Linked DNA regions of Mus musculus: region 1 is linked to region 2. A link is a loop called in an ENCODE intact Hi-C map of the cell type or tissue named here. Cell type or tissue: heart. All regions are shown on one strand. Each heading gives the region's core, and the rest is flanking DNA. Links, peaks and the distances in the headings are about the cores only.

Region 1 (2,906 bases), core at 311-2,810, 210 kb after region 2:
CTCAAGCATAGCATGGCTGAACTATTGGGATGGGTCCTGGAACTGAAACATGTACGTGTGTACGGCAGAGCTTATGTGGACAGGAAGCAGTTTCGAGGGCCTGGAAAGGAGACTCTGGGTCCAGGTTAGGGCCATGGAATACCTCCACTTGGCTTGAGCACTGCTAGGCGTGGGGTGCAGTGTGTGTATCTACCACTCAACTCTAGCAGCCTGTAAAGCATGCAAACAGCTCCAGGTTGGTTGGACCCTAGAGTCCCAACCCCACAGGAGAGCCAGCACCTTCCTGCCCCAAGTGTACCAAGGAAAATAGCGACTTCAGTTAAAATTTGTCCACACCCACTTCCTAGCTCCTCTGTAAGTTCAGTCCTACAGCAAATATGGAAGAGAAACAAAGGCAGGCTAGAAGCCCTAATTCCTGGGGTGGGGTGGGGCGGGTTAGGAAGAAGGTAATCCCAGGAGGATCACTGGGCACCAACAGAAACAGGGCTACAATCTCAACTTTACAAAGTGCTTTCAGAGGGGCTGGCCCTCACTCACATCCCCAGACAAGGAGGAGAGTGATGGGCCTTGCTGGGAGGTCCCTGGCTTTACAAGTAGCTTTGACGGTCTCAGCTATCCCTAACCTGGCCGGTGGATAGATTTCTAGGGAAGTCAGTCCTCAACTGGAGGCTTTTGTTCCACTTCTGTGGCTGGGGAGGCCAGGTAGTGCTGCCTTCTCTCCGACTTCAGTCTGGGTCACACGGGCCTTTGTTCTACCTGCACACACCGGCAGGCAGAGCCCACCCCTTTCCTGGCAGCTCCTCCCCAGGCTGGCAGGCACCGGAGGGCCTGGAGATACCACAGGTGCACAGGAAGAGGAACCGCATTTCTCTTGCTCCACTTTTAGTACTAGACGGGTACGGGCTACACATGCACACAGAGACACACCTGTTTTTCTGCCTCTAGAGCCAAGCCTGGACCTCTAGTCCCCGAGGTTTATCTCTCAGGCTAGCCCGCAGTGCATAGCAGGTAGGGTGGACAGAGAGCAGCGGGCAGTGACCCAGGAGGAAGTCTGGGCACTGCGCAGACAGGCCAGTGGCGAGGAGAGGCACGGAACAGAGGGTGAAAAGAGGGATCAGAGGTCAGGAGTGGCAGGTGTAGGGAAGGATGAGATGGGAATCCTGGGATCCCGCAGACTGGAAGGGGCCCCAAGAGAGGAGAGGGCAGATCTGGCCCGGGGCTTAGGGGTACCCCCCCCCCCCCCCGCCATCACACTTTCCCGCAGCGGGCGCTCACCTGGGCGAACGCAGACCTGCTGGGTCGCGGCGGTCTAGCACACCGGGCACACAGTTGGTGAGTTCGGTCCAGTCAGCGTGCAGCCCGCAGCTCCAGCCCGTGGAGAAGCGAGAGAAGAGCCAGGTCTCGCGGCGATTGGGCCGATAGCAGGTGCACTTCTTCTGGCCCGGGCGACAGTCGCAGGGCACCTCGAGGCGCACGTTCTGCACTAGGTGGCGGCCGAAGGTGGTGCCGCCGGTCTTCTGGATGTGCAGGAAGACGATCACGTCGTCGCCCTTCATGTCGAAGCGCAGCGAGCGCTCCAGCTCGCGCACCGGGAAGTAGTACTTTTTCTCGTAATGTGGGTCCGGCGTGGGGAAGAGATCCAGGTCGTCGGGGGGCACGCGGCCACCGGGCGCGCCCAGACTCAGCCCCGGGCCCGCGTACTGGTAAAGGATGAGCATGAAGCACGCCGAGCCCGCCACCACCAGCACGAACTTGCTGGCGCGCTCAACCATGGTCCTGCCGCCGGCGCGCCGCCGCCGCATGTGTCACCATCGCCAGCGGCCCGGGCGCCGGGCCTGGGAGGGCGGGGGGCGCAGCTGCTCCGCCACCGCCGCCGCCACCGCCGCCCGCGCTCCGGCCCGGCCCGGCTACTCGGCGCCCAGGCTGTGCGCAGCGTCGCGGGCCCCGGGCCTCGGCGGCGCCGTGGCTGCTCCCCGCCCCGATCCCGGCTCGGCTAGCGTACAGCCCGGCCCCCGCCACAGCGCCCCGCAGCCGCGCGCGCCCGCACCCGCCCGCAAAGCTCAGCGCCGAGAACGCTCTGCACCGCCCCGTGCGCCGCCGCGTCTCCGCAGTTCGTCGCGGCTCCGCCCCGGCCCGCCCCTGGCCCGCCCTCGCGGCGCCTCTTGCTGTCGCCGCCCGCTCCGATCCTCCGCTCCGCCTCTGGAGCGCCCTGGGGGAGGGGCGGGGCCGGAGGAGGCCCAGGCACAGGCCAGAGCTGGGCGACGGGTCGCGTGTCTCTCACACTGTCAACGCCGGTCGCTACGGAAAGGGCATTGGATCCAGCTCGCAGACCTGTGGGTGGCGACTGGGTTGTCCCGAGCCTACGAGTGGGTGGCTCTTTTGGGCATTGGTCCTGGGTTTGGGAGCCCGAGTTTTTTCACCTTCTCTGGTTATGGTAGTTTGTGTTACCTGCGCTCTCTGTCTCCCACGGGAATACGGAGGCTTTGACCTTCACATTGAAGGATAGGAAGTTCCAAGTTCGAGAGCGCTGGGAGTCGGGACCACCAGGTGGTTTAGGACTACCAGTAAGGGTGGGGAAGGAAGAGAGACGTTAAGGGCATGGATCCGGCTCTTACGTGGATATCACCAGTCCCCTGGAGGCACTGGGACAATGACCCAAAGCCCTCAGTTGAAGATAAACCGAAATGTGTGCAGAGACCAGAGGACAAGCTTTATTTGTCCCTCTCGCCCAGTGTGCCCTGTTTTGATCCTGGTCATACTCAAACAAACAAACAAACAAACAAAATAGTGAACCAACATTAGAAAAAAATTAAAATTCCAACCTTCGTGATTTTTTTTTTTTTTACATTGGCAGCAGTATCTGCAGCCTTGATTGGTGCTCTGCCTGTAGTGGAGGGTCGCCTGGG
Region 2 (2,906 bases), core at 254-2,753:
TCTTAGTTACCGATCTAGTGCTGTGAAGAGACACCATGAGCAAGGCAACTTAGAGAATAAAGCATATAGTCGTGGGCTTGTTTACAGTGTCAGAGGGTGAGCCCATGACCATCATGGTGGGGAACATGGCAGCATGCAGGCAGGCATGGCGCTGGAGCGGTAGCCGAGAGCTCACGTTATCGGTTTGTTTGTTTTTCTGAGATGGGGTTTCTATGTATAGCCTTGGCTGTCCTGGAACTAGCTCTGTATTCTGTCCCCCACCCCTAATGACACACCTCCGAATCCTTCTCTTTTGAGTTCCACCAACTAGAGACCAAGCATTGCCTATGGGGGGAGGGGGCAATCTTTTTTTTAAAAGATTGATTGATTGAATTATTTAATATATATGATGAGTACACTGTCTTCAGATGCACCAGAAGAGGGCATCAGATTACATTGTGGATGGCTGTGAGCCACCATGTGGTTGCTGGGAATTGAACTCAGGACCTCTGGAAGAGCAGTCAGTGCTCTTAAACACGGTGCCATCTCTCCAGCCCTATTGGAGACAATCTTATTCGAACCATCAACCGCATGCACAGGGTGGTTGGAGAGGAAACCCCTTTCCACTAGGAGTTGGCTACAAAAAAAAAAAAAAAAAAAAAAAAGACTGTCTTAGTCAAGGTTTCTATTCCTGCACAAACATCATGACCAAGAAGCAAGTTGGGGTGGGGAGGAAAGGGTTTATTCGGCTTACACTTCCATACTGCTGTTCATCACCAAGGAAGTCAGGACTGGAACTCAAGCAGGTCAGGAAGCAGGAGCTGATGCAGAGACCATGGAGGGATGTTCTTTACTGGCTTGCTTCCCCTGGCTTGCTCAGCCTGCTCTCTTATAGAACCCAAGACAACAAGCCCAGAGATGGTACCACCCACAATGGGCCCTCCTTCCTTGATCACTAATTGAGAAAAAGCCTTACAGCTGGATCTCATGGAGGCATTTCCTCAAGGGAGGCTCCTTTCTCTGTGATAACTCCAGCTTGTGTCCAGTTGACACACAAAACCAGCTAGTAAAAAGAAATACTCTTTTATTTGACATATATGAATGTTTTATTTGCATGCATGTCTGTGGGCTATGTGCATGCTTAGAACTCAGGGAGACCAGAAGAGGGTGTTGGATCTCCTTAAACTGGACTTACAGACAGCAGTGAGCTGCCATAGGGACCTAACCTGGGTCCTCTATAGGTGGAGTAAGTGCTCTGCACAATGAATTGGTCTCCAGCCCTGAGCCAGTCAGCATGCTTTGGCCTCCCCGACCTGGCCTCATTGCCAGTAACAGCAATTGACACTGCCTGAGGACTTATGGTATTGACTTGGAGAACTCAGTGGACTCCCAGAGTTGTTAGAATGCCCATGAACAAGCAGAATTGGTGACCGAGACCTAGTACCTAGGAACCTTTGGGGCCCTGCTAACAGGACCCTTTCCCTCCTAGGTACCAGGCCCACAGTCTATCTCCTCGCCACCAGGGGGCAGTGCTGACCAAGTTTTTCTGAAGGCTCCCCTAAACTCATTCTGAAGAATTTCAGACTGGAAGGGAAGTAAGCCAACGTAGGTTCACATTACACACCCTTTGAGAATCCAAGTGGTGGTGCACACAGCTACCTAACAACCAACTCAGTTCTTCAAGGTACTTCTCCTGTTCTACACTTCTAGAGAGACCCAGTCCTGACTTCTGCATTAGAATGGTGTACCTAAACTTTGTGTGAATAGAAGTGTGTTTGTGTGTGTGTGTGTGTGTGTGTGTGTGTTTAGCAATATGCACATGGAGGCGTGGGTGTGTCTGTGTGATGTTCTGCATCTTCAGTGACATTTACTTCATAGTCTTGAGGCAACAAGCAGTGTTTTGTATAATAGTACAGTGGTCCCTTGATATCCATGGAGACTACTTCTAGTACCCATATGGGTACCAAAACTGATGATGCTCAACTATGACCATCACTTTCAGATTATTTTTTCTTTTTGAAACAAAATCTCGGGCTGGTGAGATGGTTCAGCGGGTGTATTAGTCAGGGTTCTCTAGAGTCACAGAACTTATGGATAGTCTCTAGATAGTAAAGGAATTTATTGATGACTTACAGTCGGCAGCCCAATTCCCAACAATTGTTCAGTCACAGTTGTGAATGGAAGTCCAAGGATCTAGCAGTTACTCAGTCTCACGCAGCAAGCAGGCGAAGGAGCAAGAGCTAGACTCCCTTCTTCCAATGTCCTTATATTGTCTCCAGCAGGTGTAGCCCAGATTAAAGGTGTGTTCCACCACACCCTTAATCCCAGATGAAAAGGTGTAGCCCAGATTAAAGGTGTGTTCCTTAAACTCCGAGATTTAATCTTCTGGAATCCATCGCCACTATGGCTCAAGATCTCCATACCAAGATCCAGATAAGGATCTCCAAGCCTCCAGATAAGGGTCACTGGTGAGCCTTCCAATTCTGGATTGTAGTTCATTCCAAATATAGTCAAGTTGATAACCAGGAATAGCCACTAGAGTGGGTAAGAGCACTGACTGCTCTTCTGAAGGTCCTGAGTTCAAAACCCAGCAACTACATGGTGGCTCACAACCACCCATCATGAAATCTGACACCCTCTACTGGTGCATCTGAAGACAGCTACAGTGTACTTAGATAAAATAATAAATAAATCTTTTTAAAAAATCCTTGGGCTGGTGAGATGGCTCAGTGGTTAAGAGCGCCGACTGCTCTTCCAAAGGTCCCCAGTTCAAATCCCAGCAACCACATGGTGCCTCACAACCATCTGTAACGAAATCTGATGCCCTCTTCTGGAGTGTCTGAAGACAGCTACAGTGTAGTTACATTAATAAATAAATAAATATTTAAAAAAATAGATAAATAAATATTAAAAAATCCTTGCTAGCC

Evidence for each region. A loop is a pair of places that touch in the nucleus more often than their neighbours do. Peaks named below come from ENCODE experiments on the same cell type or tissue, not always from the same donor. Only the 100,000 strongest peaks of a DNase experiment are listed, where the experiment ranks them.
Region 1: it touches region 2 in a loop (2.3-fold over the local background); 6 of 42 quality-filtered maps call a loop at or near these places.

What each region holds. Positions count from the first base shown.
Region 1 is chr1:36,067,554-36,070,459 of GRCm38, reverse strand. Hs6st1 (heparan sulfate 6-O-sulfotransferase 1) reads right to left here and starts at 2,060. Exons shown (of 2, transcript NM_015818.2): 1 at 1,276-2,060. The coding sequence starts at 1,802. In heart, for the core only: a CTCF peak has its summit at 1,493 (motif pointing right); DNase peaks (open chromatin) are centred at 1,119 and 2,169; H3K4me3 peaks cover 2,458 bases; H3K27ac peaks cover 2,435 bases.
Region 2 is chr1:36,277,991-36,280,896 of GRCm38, reverse strand. No RefSeq gene overlaps it. Among named protein-coding and RNA genes, the nearest start is that of Neurl3, 6.0 kb to the right of the region's middle. In heart, for the core only: CTCF peaks have their summits at 1,266 and 1,480 (motif pointing right); a DNase peak (open chromatin) is centred at 1,466.